Regions from separate parts of the Mus musculus genome. Here region 1 is linked to region 2. The links are chromatin contacts, found by POLR2A ChIA-PET in ENCODE. All regions are on one chromosome and are shown on one strand. Each heading gives the region's core, a stretch centred on a gene start or an enhancer-like site at or near the end of the contact. The rest is flanking DNA. Distances are from core to core; before and after follow the strand shown.

Evidence for each region. ChIA-PET counts read pairs that join two places held with the same protein, here RNA polymerase II (POLR2A).
Region 1: POLR2A ChIA-PET joins it to region 2 with 29 read pairs in embryonic stem cell. The contact joins the promoter of Kif14 here to the promoter of 9230116N13Rik in region 2. POLR2A ChIA-PET finds 5 or more read pairs at or near these places in 4 of 5 experiments (Patski and embryonic stem cell).

Annotation. Positions count from the first base shown.
Region 1 is chr1:136,463,160-136,469,954 of GRCm38, forward strand. It overlaps Kif14 (kinesin family member 14), which reads left to right and starts at 4,689. Exons shown (of 29, transcript NM_001287179.2): 1 at 4,689-6,015. The coding sequence starts at 4,799.
Region 2 is chr1:136,414,143-136,421,159 of GRCm38, forward strand. It overlaps 9230116N13Rik (RIKEN cDNA 9230116N13 gene), which reads right to left and starts at 1,377. Exons shown (of 3, transcript NR_024328.1): 1 at 707-1,377. It overlaps Ddx59 (DEAD box helicase 59), which reads left to right and starts at 1,129. Exons shown (of 8, transcript NM_026500.3): 1 at 1,129-1,281; 2 at 2,440-3,254; 3 at 5,268-5,435. The coding sequence starts at 2,451.

The DNA of each region.
Region 1 (6,795 bases), core at 3,439-5,938, 52 kb after region 2:
ACAGCACAAATATCCCTCTAACCTGCCAGGGTCTTTTGAATGTTGGAGAATTGTGTCATGTCCCCAAGTCAGGTGGGAGAAACCAGGCTTGAGGTAAGTTGGGAAGTTTCAACTAGTTTTCCTATCCACTTTGTACTGGCCAAATACTTCATTTTTTTCCCCCTTCAAAGAAATATGCACATGGCCTGTGCTTCTTAAAAATGTAATTGCATACGAGCAAAACAAACGAGTAGCATCCGGCAGTATTTTCTTGTTCTCTTTTAACAGACCACAGTGAGTCCATCATAGAAGGACTTAACAATTTCTCATTTATTTCTAGGGCTTAAGATCATAATCCTCGTGTTTCATAAATATGTCATCATCATTAGCAAGCCCCAAAATGCACTCCTGGCCTTGAATATGGGTTTTAGCAATTTAGAGAGTTACATTAGGCCATACGATTTAAGAGCTAACATTTGCTGAGCGTTAATCCCGTACCGGGCTCTATGCTAAGCACATATTAACTAACTTAATCCTCATTATGACTCTTTAGGGTGGGTAGCTCTCTCATCTGCAGTTTCCAGATGAAGAGCATGAGTCACTCAGAGGCTGAGTGAGGGCCCTGCTAGCCAGCTTGGGACAGAATCTTCAGAGAAAAGGGCTGTCTCAATGAAAAGACCAAAATATCCAAATCTGTCTCGTCTAAGCTAAAGGTGTCTGCAGGCAGGCCCCGTATAATATAATCCTGTGGAATTACATCATGGATTTCAAATGTAGAGAGTGGGAAGTGGAAGTGTGACTAGTGGTCTGAGAATTTCCTGTCAGTCACCTGGGCCACAAGACCCTTCTTCAGGTCAAGCTCACACATGTGTGGAACACACACATGTGGAACACACACAGGATGGCTTACTAGTCTAATTATTGCCTGCTGCTATTTAACATTTCATTACTGTATAACTTTTAGGATTTCTTTTTTCTTTTTTGAGACATGATCTTGCTCTAGCCCAGACTGCTCTGAAATCCACTATACTGACTTCTAAACTTACAGCAATTCTCCTGCTTCCATCTGAATTCTGGGATTACAGGACCACCACGCCCAACTCAATTACTATGGAGCTTAAGTGGGCACAATCACGATAATTCAATTTGTTTTTTTTTTTTTTTCCCTTAGCTTTCAAGGTTTCAAAATGTCCTACTGTGATTGGGATCTTAGATTTTGCCAAGTTTGGACCTATCAAAAATAGGGAATGTTCTTGTGAGCTTCTTCAGAACAAATTGCTTTCATACAGTTACTAGGTCTGCATGTATGGATATATGTATTGTTTTATGGATTAGAAGGGTTTGTTGACAATATTTACTGAGCACTTAATATGTACCAGGCCAAATACTGAGCATTAGAGAGACACTGACTGACCAGACACGACCTCTGACCTCAAGAAACATGCCAGTTTAGACTTGGAATTTCTGTACAGAATTACTAGCCCCAACATTTAAAAAGAATTTCTTTACATGTATCCACTTTTTAATGTCTGGGATGTTTGCATTCTGTTTTATATGAATTAGGTATATACACACGTATGTGTGTGAATTCTTTTTTGAATGAAACATCTTTCTTTACCCAGGTAAAGAAAGTAAATTGAGATTTTTACTTATATGTCATATTTCCTTAGTTATCTTAGACTTCTATGTTTTGAGTTATATTTGGTTTTTTTAAATTCTCGTGTTATTTGAATTTACTAATCTTTTCCCTCATCACACCTCTTGCTACTAATTGAATGAACATTTTCTCAATAGATCTGATAATCTATATTGGAAGGGGTCGGGTGTGAATTTCCCTCTAAGTAGATTTTAAGATTTTTAGGAATTTAAGAATGGGGGCTGATGGGCTGGTGAGATGGCTCAATGGGTAAGAGCACCCAACTGCTCTTCTGAAGGTCCGGAGCTCAAATCCCAGCAACCACATGGTGGCTCACAACCATCCGTAACAAGATCTGACTCCCTCTTCTGGAGTGTCTGAAGACAGCTACAGTGTACTTACATATAATAAATAAATAAATCTTTAAAAAAAAAACATTCCTTAAAAAAAAAAAAGAATGGGGGCTGGGGGCTAGAGAGGTGGCTCAGTGGTTAAGAGCACCCTCTGCTCTTCTAGAGGTTGAGTTCAACTCCCAGCAACTACATGGTGGTTCACAACTATCTGTAATGAGATCTGATGCCCTCTTCTGGAGTGTCTGAAGATAACAACACTGTACTCACATACATAAAATAAATAAATATTTTTTAAAAAAAGAATGAGAGCTGGAGAGATGACTGAGCAGTTTAAGAGCACTTTGCTTGCTCTTCCAGAGGACTTGGGTTCAATTCTTAGCACCCTTCAATTCCATGGATGCCCTAAAACTTTTTCTGCTCTCTGTGGACATCAGGAAAACACACACACACACACACACACACACACACACACACACACACGGTGTACAGACTTACTTGCAAGCAAAACACCCTATGCATACATAAAACAATAAGAAAAAAATTGTCAAGGAATAAAAATTATCTTAAAAACTGACTTTATCGTGTAATTTTTCATATAGTTAAAGCACTTCTGGGTTCCTTTTCTCTCTTACAGAATACATTTCCATTATCTCCATACTGTTAATTTGGAAAAATATTTGGCTAGAATCATTCTTTGGTTTTAGTGATTACCTTTTTTCAGGTTTCAGAATGTTATTGTAACCTTTACCGCAACAGCTTTGGACTTCCAGCCACACCACTTGCTACTTGTCAGATCATTCACAAGTTTATTAACAGACTGGCATAACATTAATACTTGATTAAAATATTCAGGATTAAAAAACAAAACTTTAATTCATCTGAACACTTAGTCCACGACATCACGTAACGACTTGAGTATGAAATACCAGAGTGTTATTATAATTAACGTGGGGGCACATGGTCATTCCCTACAGATCGTCGTGTAAAGGATCGGATAGATGAGGCACTGTCGCTTCTCCTGAAAACCCTTCAGGTGAGTGCCCGCCCCTTTGGTGGTACCGCCCAGCTCCAAGCTCTGAGCTCCAATTCCGCCCAGAGGAGGGGCGGGCCGTCACCTAGGAGATAGGGCGGGGTGTGTCTCGCGGTAGAAGCTGCACTTCCGGGGATGGGGAGGAGTGAAGGCGCGGCGCTTGACGCTACGCCCAGCGACCAATCAGGAAGCGAGGCGCGCATTCAAATTGCCGCAGCCACGGGAGCCTGTGCCGGGAATGGTGAGTGTCGAGGTCTTAGGAGTGGGAAGCGCCTCCGAGCTGAGAGCGCTGAGGTTGCTCGCCCAGCGAGCCGGTGGGCTGAGAGCGTTGCGGTGTTTGCCCAGCAGGCCGGGGTGCTTGGGTGGGTGGTGCGGCTCGGTCCCCTTTAGTCCGAGGGTCCCGGGCAAGGGGCGCGGGGCGTCGCTCTGTCCACCCGGAAGCCGAGAACAGCGCCGCGGAGCGTGGAGCGGCGAACTGGAGGGGTCCAGGTACACTGTCACAGCCTGGCAAGACTGCCAGAGTCGCCAGGAGCCTCGGCCTGTGGTCGTGACCGACTTCTCTTGTCTTCCTTCCAGTCCTCTTGGAGATCTGATGGCCGAAATTCTGCAAACAAAAATCATGTTGATCTATGCAAAGAGCAAATGGCTTTTAGTTTCTAAGACAAAGATATATTGTCCCTAATTTCACCTCATATTGGGAGGGTTCTGTATTTTCACTGAAAGTTTAGCGGGAGATGCTTATACTCGAACTCTTTCTTTCTTCCTACAATGTCTCTTTGTCAAACTTTTAAAAATGAGCTTCTGGTAATTTGTTCCTTGATTGTAACAATGTCCAAATAGTTTGAATCAGTGACATTTTGTAAGGTAGACTCAGGAATTCAATTTTAAAGAGTTGTTTACGTCCATTTAAGGAGCATGACGAAGAGTGGCATTTGCACTGTTCTGTTTTAGATAATGCCTGGCAGATATTGTTGGCCTATATTTACCTATATGTGTGTAAACGCATGCCTGTCTAGTTTGTTGTATAATGAAGAAGTGACAGATAGTGTAGTTGTCTAACTTGAGGGGGTGTGGGCATCGGTGACAGTGTCAGGCTGGCCTTGAAAGTTCCAGTCTCTCACCTCGGCCTCTCTAAGGCTGGGATCACAGGCACGGACCATCACACCTGGCTACACACGCAGTTTGTAGTGTATAATGTCTGTGGTACTTTCTTAAGAGTAGCCTCCTTTGTGACATCGTGTTAAACTCCTCTGTAGGCATTCTTGTATTTAGGATACATTGACAAGTGTTCAGAAACCTACTTTGCTGCAGACTAATCAGACTAGATGCTATGATTCCAAGCTGGGGGCACTTAAAGTATGCTGACATACAGGTGTTGACCTTTCTTGAATCACTTTGTTGAGATTAAGGTCACCTGTAAGCTCCTTCTAAGCTGAGGAAATAAGGATGGGGAGGTCCTGTCTTTGAAGTCTGCAGTGTCTGTGGGTGCCTTGCTCCTAAGGGAACCCTCAGTAGATATTTGTTGAATAACAAGTGAAGTCCTTCGAGGGTGGAGATTGTAGGAGGCTGTGTGGAGGTGCAGTGGGAAGTGGTTTAGTCCAATGCATCCTCTGAGAGTTTGCTTCTGTAGTAGGAAGATCTCTCTCTTTTTAAAGTTTGTAGTAACCGTTTTATTTTTCATTTTTTGTAGTCGGCCAGATATTTTGTTGGAAACTGAAAAGAACAAAATGCCCAGCACCCCGACAAGGATCTGAAGGGCTTAGATCCTTCACATCCTCTTAAAAATCGCTTGCTGCCAAGATGTCAGTACACACTTCGCATAGCAGACACAACATCGGAAGCCTGGAGGTTTCTTCTTCACAGAAGATTTCAGCATCCAGTGGCCTCGTCCACAGCAGCCGGCTGGAACTGCACTTGAAGGCAGATATGTCAGAGTGTGAGAATCATGATCCATTCGTGAATGCTGGAAGTAAAACCATCGACATAAATAGCACTTATGTTATCTCTGCCTGTAAAAAAACAAGAGAGACTCCTGTTACCTCTGACCCCCGGAGACTGAGCCTCCAGAGAAGGGCTACTTGTGGGGACAGAGAGTCGTCTTTACTTGGAAGTGAGTTGGGAAACAGAAGAACAGCAGACACAAGTCTTAGGTTACAACGGCGGCACGGTAGAGCGGATTATGTGGGAAAGTGGGAGACATTGAATCCTGTGGGAGGTAACCCAGGAAGTGACTCTGCCTCCCAGGCATCGAGGACAGAAGCAAAGGGTGTAAATAATGATACCCGTGTCCTGTCGTCTGTCGTCTCCGTGAAAGACTCCAACGACACCGGGTTGACGAGATGCAAAGACCCAGGTCCTCCCGTTGGTGCCTCTAATGAAAAGGTGACAGTTAAGGACACAAACAGTAGAGCGCCTGTGGGTTCCCAGCGTCAGACTGAAGCTATGAGATCAGGACACTTAGTGGTGCAACTGACCGAGAGCAAGTCTGATACCCCAGTGTCAGGAGGAAGAAACTCACACCGTGGGAATGCTGGCAAGGACACTGCTAAACAAGTCGGTACATTTGGAAGCTCAGATACAAGAACCCCAGTGAAATGTGTTTTAGAACACAGATGGACACCAAGGCATGACCCGCCTCCACCGAAAAGCCCAGCTTTATCCACACCGAAAAACAATGGGAAGGACATCCCGAAACATGGCAGTACATTCAGAAGCGCGAGCTCAGAATCGAGGACCCCGGTAAAATGTGTCCCAGAACACAGATGGACACCAAGGCATGACCTGCCTCCACCGAAAAGCCCAGCTTTATCCACACTGAAAAACAGGATTGCAAGCCCTCGAGTTAAACCGAGGCCCAAAAGTTCTCTTTTTGCAAATAAAAGGGAAAGCTCACGAGAAAGCACACTCCCTCCAGAAGAAAACAGTCTAGTTCAGAAGACCTTTACAGAGCCAGACTCCTTAAAAGTAGAGAACAGTCAGGTGACCGTGGCGGTGCGCGTGAGGCCTTTCAGCAAAAGGTACGTCCGGCGTGTTAGCTCTCAGGCCGAGAATTCCATGTCATTATGTGTCTGTAAGACTCTGCTTCTAGAAAGCCAGTGTCTTTAAAGTCATTGGCATTTTCTCTTGGTACGGGGAATTGAACCCAAGACCCCATGTAGGTAGATATAATTGAGCCACATCTTCAGCCCACCAGTGTTTAGGCTTTGATTGTAGTTATACTGGTTATTTTTATAATAGAATACAAAATTAAAATCTATATTTTATACCCATATATAGGCATACACACACAAACACATACCTCTTTTAGAAACCGAGCCAGGCAGGATTGTGCACACTTTTAATCCCAGCATTTGGGAGGAGGAGGCAGGTGGATCTTTGGATTTGAAGCCAGGCTGGTTTGCGAAACAAGTTCCAAGCCAGCCAAAGCTACAGAGTGAGGCCTGGACCTAATGTGGCCAGGGGCAGGGGGAGGTGCCCTGAGTGAGTCATTTCATTCTCTCATGCAATCGCCTCTCAAATCTTTGATTTGTAGTGCTTGGGAATGTCTTCTTTCCTTTCAAAGAGCCACACAAGCTCATAGCTTCCCCAGAGAATGTTCTAGAATGGCATTCATCAACCGTATCACCTGCATTTGGTACATAGTGCTCATAAATGCAGAGGCTTAGCACACTTGATTTTGAAGGCATAGAATATTTCTTTAAAGGTGATTGCAGTTGGCGAGTCACAGATTATTGATAAGACTTTTAAAAAGTCAGCTGGGTGTGGAGGCCAGGCCTTTGGTCCCAGAGCTCACAGGC
Region 2 (7,017 bases), core at 127-2,626:
ATAACCTTCAAACTCAGAAAAATGCACACATTTACTGTATGTCCTATAGACAAAGGATGTAACGTGATCCCATATTCACATGTGTTATGAAACTAAGTACAGTCTTGACAGGAACAGTATCCCATTTATCTGACCAGTAAAGTTAATTTCTATAGTACATTTCAGTGAATCATAGAAAAAAAAGTTAATAGAGGAAATACTGGGGCTGGAGAGGTGGCTCAGCGGTTAGGAGCACTGACTGCTCTTCCAGAGGTCCTGAGTCCAAATCCCAGCAACCACATGGTGTCTCACAACCATCTGTAATGAGATCTGACGCCCTCTTCTGGTGTGTCTGAAGACTGCTACAGTGCACTCATATAAATAAAATAAATCTTTTTTTTAAAGCAAATACTGGAAGGCTACACATACATAAATATATATGGTATGCATTATTTTTATAACGCTCAAAAGGTAAACAAAACATTGTCAGCCAAATGTATCTACCAAAAATGGCAAGCTGAACACACACCCACACACCATAACGAAGCAAGTAGAATCCGATACAGAAATGCTTTAGCGTTTATTAATTTACTAATGCCAACATAAAAGTCAGAGTTTTGTTTTATTAGTATTTTCACACTTAACGTAGCTGGTAAATTAATTTTGTATGCATCAAATATTGGGTCGAAATGTATCTTTCAAAAAAAAATAACACCCAAAACCTCACCTCTATTTCCCTGCTTCTCCTGTCCAACTTCCTCCCCACCCCAACAGAAGTGCAAGTCCTGGGACCTGTCAGGCTGTTCCAGAAGTTGGCAAAGTGAAGGCCACCCGTTGGAACTAGGGAGACTTTGAAGGTTGGTTTTAGTTTTGGTTTACACAGCGCGGGGCGGAGTGCTGCATCTATGAATATTTGGCATATTAACTACGCCATATCAAGTTGCTCGGATTCTCGAGTTATTCTCAGTATCTGACAGGAGGTTTTCCTGGCCCACTCAAACTTCCCACTTTCTAAGCGTGGAGGGCCCCGCCCTTCCTGGCAATCCTTTCTCACCAGCCTACTCCATGCTAGAGCCTTCCAAAAGGATTCCCACATCTGCCCGCTACCCTGTGCACCGCCCTCCGCAGCGCGTCACCGCGAGGGCGTGGCCAGATGAAGCTCCGCCTCCCGCTGTGCGCAGGCGCGGGGCCCTCAAACCCTGGCTGGGATTGCGGAGCTTCCCGGCTACTCGGCCGGAAACTCGGCCCTGCGCCTGGACCGGAGCGGCCCGAGCGGGAACGGACGCGGCCCGGTCCGCGCGGGTGAGCGTGCGCCGCCCTGGCAGCTCGGGCCTCGGGCCTCCGGCTCCCGCTCCTGTGCTCCGGCGTAACCTGCGTGCTGGACGGCGGCTGCGGACTAAGTCACGCCGCTCGCCGGGGTCCTCGTGACGTGCGCGTGCCTGGAGCGCGGGCCCGCGGGCGGGTGGGGAGGGCGGGAATGCGCGGGATGCGGGCGTTGCCTGGAGCCGGAGGAGGAGGTTGTCGGCTCTGCCGCCCCGAGCGCCCCACCCATTCCCGCTCCTCAGAAGCTTCAGGCGGTTTGGGTGCCATGTTTTTTGTTGGTTTTTTTTTTTTTTAATAGAAAATGGGTACTAGCGATTTCTTAAGTTTTGTTTTGTTTTTGAGAAAATTAAGTTTATTTCATGGTCCCAAAATGTTAAACATTCTTTCCCCAATCACTAATTTGTTCTCCAGAGCAGGAATACTTGGTTTCTAACACTTAGGAATTGTTATTTGAATAAATAAACTTAATTCCTAGGTGGCTGGAGTTTTCATCTGCTTCTGTGTGTGTGTATATATCAGTGTTTTTCTTTGGAATGTGGAACTCAGACTCTCACTTGCTAGCAAAGCACTCTACCACTGAAGTACATTCCCAATCATTCAATATACATGTATCGATTATGCTACCTGATATGTATATCATGTAAATATATACATATATGAACTTAGGGTTGCAGTGACCTACTTTCCCAGGTTGTGAAGATTAGCAAAAAACGACGGAGAATGAGCACTCTTATGTATATAAATATAATTGCATTTTCCCCTTTTGAACTGTTGTTTTGATTTTTTTAAGATTCTTAATTGTGAAGTATCTTCTTGTGTGAAAATGCAATTGAAGGATATGCTGTAGAATTTCTATAATACCTGCTCCATAATAGTACAAGTGATGGGTCAACAGAAACAGGTGGCGTGCACAGCAAGGTTGTGGGGAACCGTAGGCAGTGTTTCATAGGGCAGTGTCTGAGGAAAAAGACTGTATCCCTTCCCCCAGAGGAAATTGATAAGTGGAAGTTGGCTTAAGTAGGGACATGACGGCTTCACTATTGCCCTGAGTAAAATTCTCTGACACAACATCGTATGGGCTAACATGGGAGCTTAATTGAGGGTAAAATATATCTCATGGTGCAATTTCCTCAACAGAATGTTGAAGAATGTTTGTTCCAAGATCTTTGAAAATCAAGAGGAGTTCTAATGATGACCTCAAAAGCGGTGAAGCTAAAAAAAGCAAGCCAGAAGCAGGAGGCCTTCAGGTGGAGGGAGACAGAGATACTCCGGTCCACACATCAGTCACTGAGGAAGCTGTCACAGCAGACAAGCCCGGCCATGCATCAAGCACCAACAGTCCTTCTTGCCAGTTGGCTGAGGTTTCTTCCACAGGACCTGATGAGGGTGTGAAGGACAGCCACCCATCTGAAGAGCCTGTAAAGTCGTTTTCTAAAACCCAGCGGTGGCCAGAGCCTGGGGAGCCTGTATGTGTCGTCTGCGGTCGTTATGGAGAGTATATCTGTGACAAGACGGACGAAGACGTGTGTAGCTTGGAGTGCAAAGCGAAGCATCTGCTACAAGTTAAGGAAGGGGAAGGATCATTAAGACCCAGCAGCCCACAGAGAGTGGCTGCCGAGCCAGAGTCCCCACTGGATGCCTTTTATGTCTACAAAGAGCACCCCTTTATTGTGACCCTCAAGGAGGACCAGATTGAAACCCTTAAACAGCAGCTAGGAATCTCAGTTCAAGGACAAGACGTTGCCAGGCCCATTATCGACTTCGAGCACTGTGGCTTCCCTGAGACCTTAAATCAGAACTTGAAGAAATCAGGCTACGAAGTGCCAACCCCCATCCAGATGCAGATGATTCCTGTGGGGCTCCTGGGAAGGGACATTCTGGCCAGCGCTGACACTGGCTCAGGGAAAACAGCTGCTTTTCTCCTGCCTGTTATTATCCGAGCTTTCTCTGAGGTAATTTACCAATCTGACATGTCTTCCTCTCTGAAACAGACGCGGGATTTACCGAGTTTCATTGTGTGTAACTGATAAACTTGCACGCTGCTGCTTAGCATTTGCGAATTAAGTCACCAAGGTGCCGGTGACTTTGCTTTGTTTCGTGTGTGAAAACATCACTTCAAAGAATATTCCTTTTATTGCTGAACCAAAGATCTCTCTTCCTGGCAGGTCTAAAAATTAATTTCCTTACAAGACATTTTATTTTTAGCAGCTTTTCTATAAAAGAACAAAGTTTTGATCTGCAGGCAAAACCCTGCTTACCAGATGGATGAGCCGTAGCTTATGTCAGCTAAGCCTCTCGGGGTTTGGAGGAACGGGCATAGCATATTAAAGTTATAATGCAGTTGCAGCATGTCACGGTATATTCTTTTTTTTAAAGTATTGATTTAGTTATTTAGTTATATGAGTTGAATGCTCTATTTGCATGTATGCCTGCATGACAGAAGAGGGCATCACATCCTCTTATAGATGATTGTGAGCCACCTGTGTGGTTGCTACGACTTGATCTCAGGACCTTTGGAAGAGCAGCCAGTGCTCTTAACTGCTGAGCCATCTCTCCAGCCCCTAAAGTATATTCTTATTTTTTAATATATATATATATATAATTTTATTTTTGGCTTTTTGAGACAGGGTTTCTCTGTGTAGCCCTGGCTGTCCTGGAACTCACTCTGTAGACCAGGCTGGCCTTGAACTCAGAAATCCACCTGCCTCTGCCTCCCAAGTGCTGGGATTAAAGGCATGAGCCACCACTGCCTGGCAGTATATTCTTAAGTGTAACCCGCAGTTCATCTTTAAATAGTACTGCTGGGCCTGATGGTTGTAGGGTTGTAGACAGCCTAGGCTATACATAGTAAGACCCCCGTCTTAAGCAAAACAAAATGAGAAATAGTGAATAAAGCATTTTCACACACAATTTCACAAATACTGAATGTTTATTTTCCTCGTACATGCCAAGTGTCATCGTCTGAAATGGTTTGGAACCAGAAGGATTTCAGATTTGGGAGTTTTTCTAATTATAGAACATTTGCATAGACTTCACTGGCTGAGCATCCCTGGTTCAGAAATTCAAAATACAAAGTGTTCCAGACTCTGAATCTCTAGAAACAAAAATGATAATTTCAGTTACGTGTACGGGTGTTTTCCTGACCATATGTCAGCGTGCCCCATATGTGCCTGTGTCCTTGGAGGCTAGAACAGGATCCTGGATCTCTTGTAACTGGAGCTGTAGGAGGTGGTGAGCTGTTATGTGGGTGCTGCGAATGAAACCTGGGTCCTCTGCAAGAAAAGCCAGTGCTCTTCCCTATACCCCCCAAGATCTGAAACTTTTGTAAGCTGCGTTGGTGCTCAAAAGTCTTGGTATTTAAAAGGGCATTCTGGTTTCAGACTTCTGGATTGAGGATATCCAACCTGTCCTGGTGAGCCTGTGGGCTATGCGAGTGGCAAGCAGAGTGAGGAGTGTAGGGAGAGAGGAAGGAAAGAAGGAACAGTAGAGGAAACAGTGAGGGAAAGTACTTTAAAGGCACAGCTCAAACACAAGATGGTTAAACAGAGCTAAGGCAGAAAGTAGGATGTGGACGCCTCTCACGTCTCTACACATGAACTTCAGTCCTTTGGCCAAAGAAAGATGTAAATGTGTGAGAGCAGAGAGGGAAGAATTGAGGTACCAAAGTGCCAGGCTTTGGTGGGTCTTCAGGGTGACCAGGAGATTCCGCCTTGCAAGAAGATGACTAGAGATGTGAGCATACCCTTCTCACCTTGTGCGCTCTGTAGCCCTCCTCCCTCTCAGGTCTTTAGCTATACATCCAAGTTGTGTAAGAAATGGGCCATGTTCTCATTTTTGGAGGAAAAATCTGCATGGCGTGAGCAAAAGGCTCCTCACTGGGGCTGATGGTGTCTCGGTGAAGGGCACAGTTTGTGTCAGCAGAAGTTAATTGCCGGGTTTCTAAGTTACTTTTCCCCTCTTCTCAGGATAAAACTCCATCCGCACTCATTCTCACACCGACAAGAGAACTGGCCATTCAGATAGAGAGGCAGGCCAAGGAACTGATGAGTGGTCTGCCTCGCATGAAGACAGTGCTTCTCGTAGGGGGCTTACCTCTGCCCCCACAGCTCTATCGCTTACGGCAGCATGTTAAGGTAAGCACCTGCTTGAGAGAAGGCCTAGGAAGGCTTTGGAAGCAGCAGAGGAACCAGTGCATGTGTGTTTTGTGTGTGTGTGTTCATGTATGCGTGCACGTGCACACACATGTTCTTGAAGGTGTCATCTTAGTTAGCTTTTAGTTTTTTGCCTACAAAGTCTTTTTTTCCCCCCTCAAAGTTAATTTTATAGCCAGGTCTAGTAATTCATGTCTGCAGTCCCAGTGCTGGAGGCTGAAGCAGGAGCATTGCTGAGAGCTTATTATAATCAGCCTGAGCTACAGAGTGAGTTCTAGGCCAGTATGTGCTATAGAGGGAGAGTTTGTCTCAAAAAACAAACAAGCAAACAAACAAACAAACAAAAAACCCTAAAGCAAAGGGTTCATTTTATGTAGAAAAAGAATAGAATAGAATTCACTGCATGCCTGTTTTATACTAAGCTCTGTTGGGCATTCTCCTGCACATTTCACGTAACCATATTTGCCCTGGTCGTAGGTTTCCATATCCTGTCTTCCATGGATGAGAAGGCAGATCTCAGAAGCTGGGGTTTACATAAGTGTTCATAACTAGTAAATAATAATTGCCCCAGCTAGAACCCTCCTTTACCCTGCCCTGCTACCCTTTGCTGTACTGTGGGTACTCTGTGTTTTCTGATACATGAAAGCAGTGTGTCTAATTGTGGCCTTCTCACTTGCTAACAGTGTTGTCGACACTTTGCTTGGTAGCCCCGGTTTTCTTGAGTTAGAATGGTGGTACATGCTTGTCACTTCAGCTTAAGAGAAGGTTGGCACAGGGGCCGACCAGGAAAAGTGGATGGTAGCCCAAGTGCTGCCATTGGTCCCGGGGTCCCCTGCTATTACCTTTTTTAGTTTCTGAGATGGCAGGCAGGTTATAAAGTTCCAAGGGAGGAGCTGAGATGCCAGGGAGCACTATGTGAAGAGGAGACAACAGGTGCTCACCAATGGGAATGAGAACGCTGCAGTATTTAAAAACCTCTGCTAACACCTATCACATCACAATACGTCTTATCAGATGTGTTTGGCAGATTTAAAACATGTAAAATATGGCCAGGTGGTGGTGGCGCACGCCTTTATCCCAGCACTTGGGAGGTAGAGGCAGGTGGATTTCTGAGTTCGAGAAGCCAGCCTGATCTACAAAGTGAGTTCCAGGACAGCCAGGGCTATACAGAGAAACCCTGTCTCGAAAAAAACAAAACAAAAACATGTATAATACACTTGTAAGATACTGCCTATTGATAATAAGTGGGGAATTGGATCATTGATATTCATTGTAGACCTCCACTAATAAAACAGAAAAAAGTAATATTTTGCTAGTGAAAAATTATAAGTTCAGCAGTATATATTTATAAGGTAAACCATTAAAATGCTTTATGAACATTGAATTGGGTTAGTAGAGCTTCCTAGAGTCTCATATAAACGTTTGACCTATTTTTACTGCAGCGCACCAGAACATTATGCATGATGCATGTAGACATGTAGGTACAGTTTTAAGCACCTTTAAATAGCTAGTCTTGGAGGTCAGCCTTCCGTGTATGTTTGCTGGCCTCCAACTTCAGGCCATC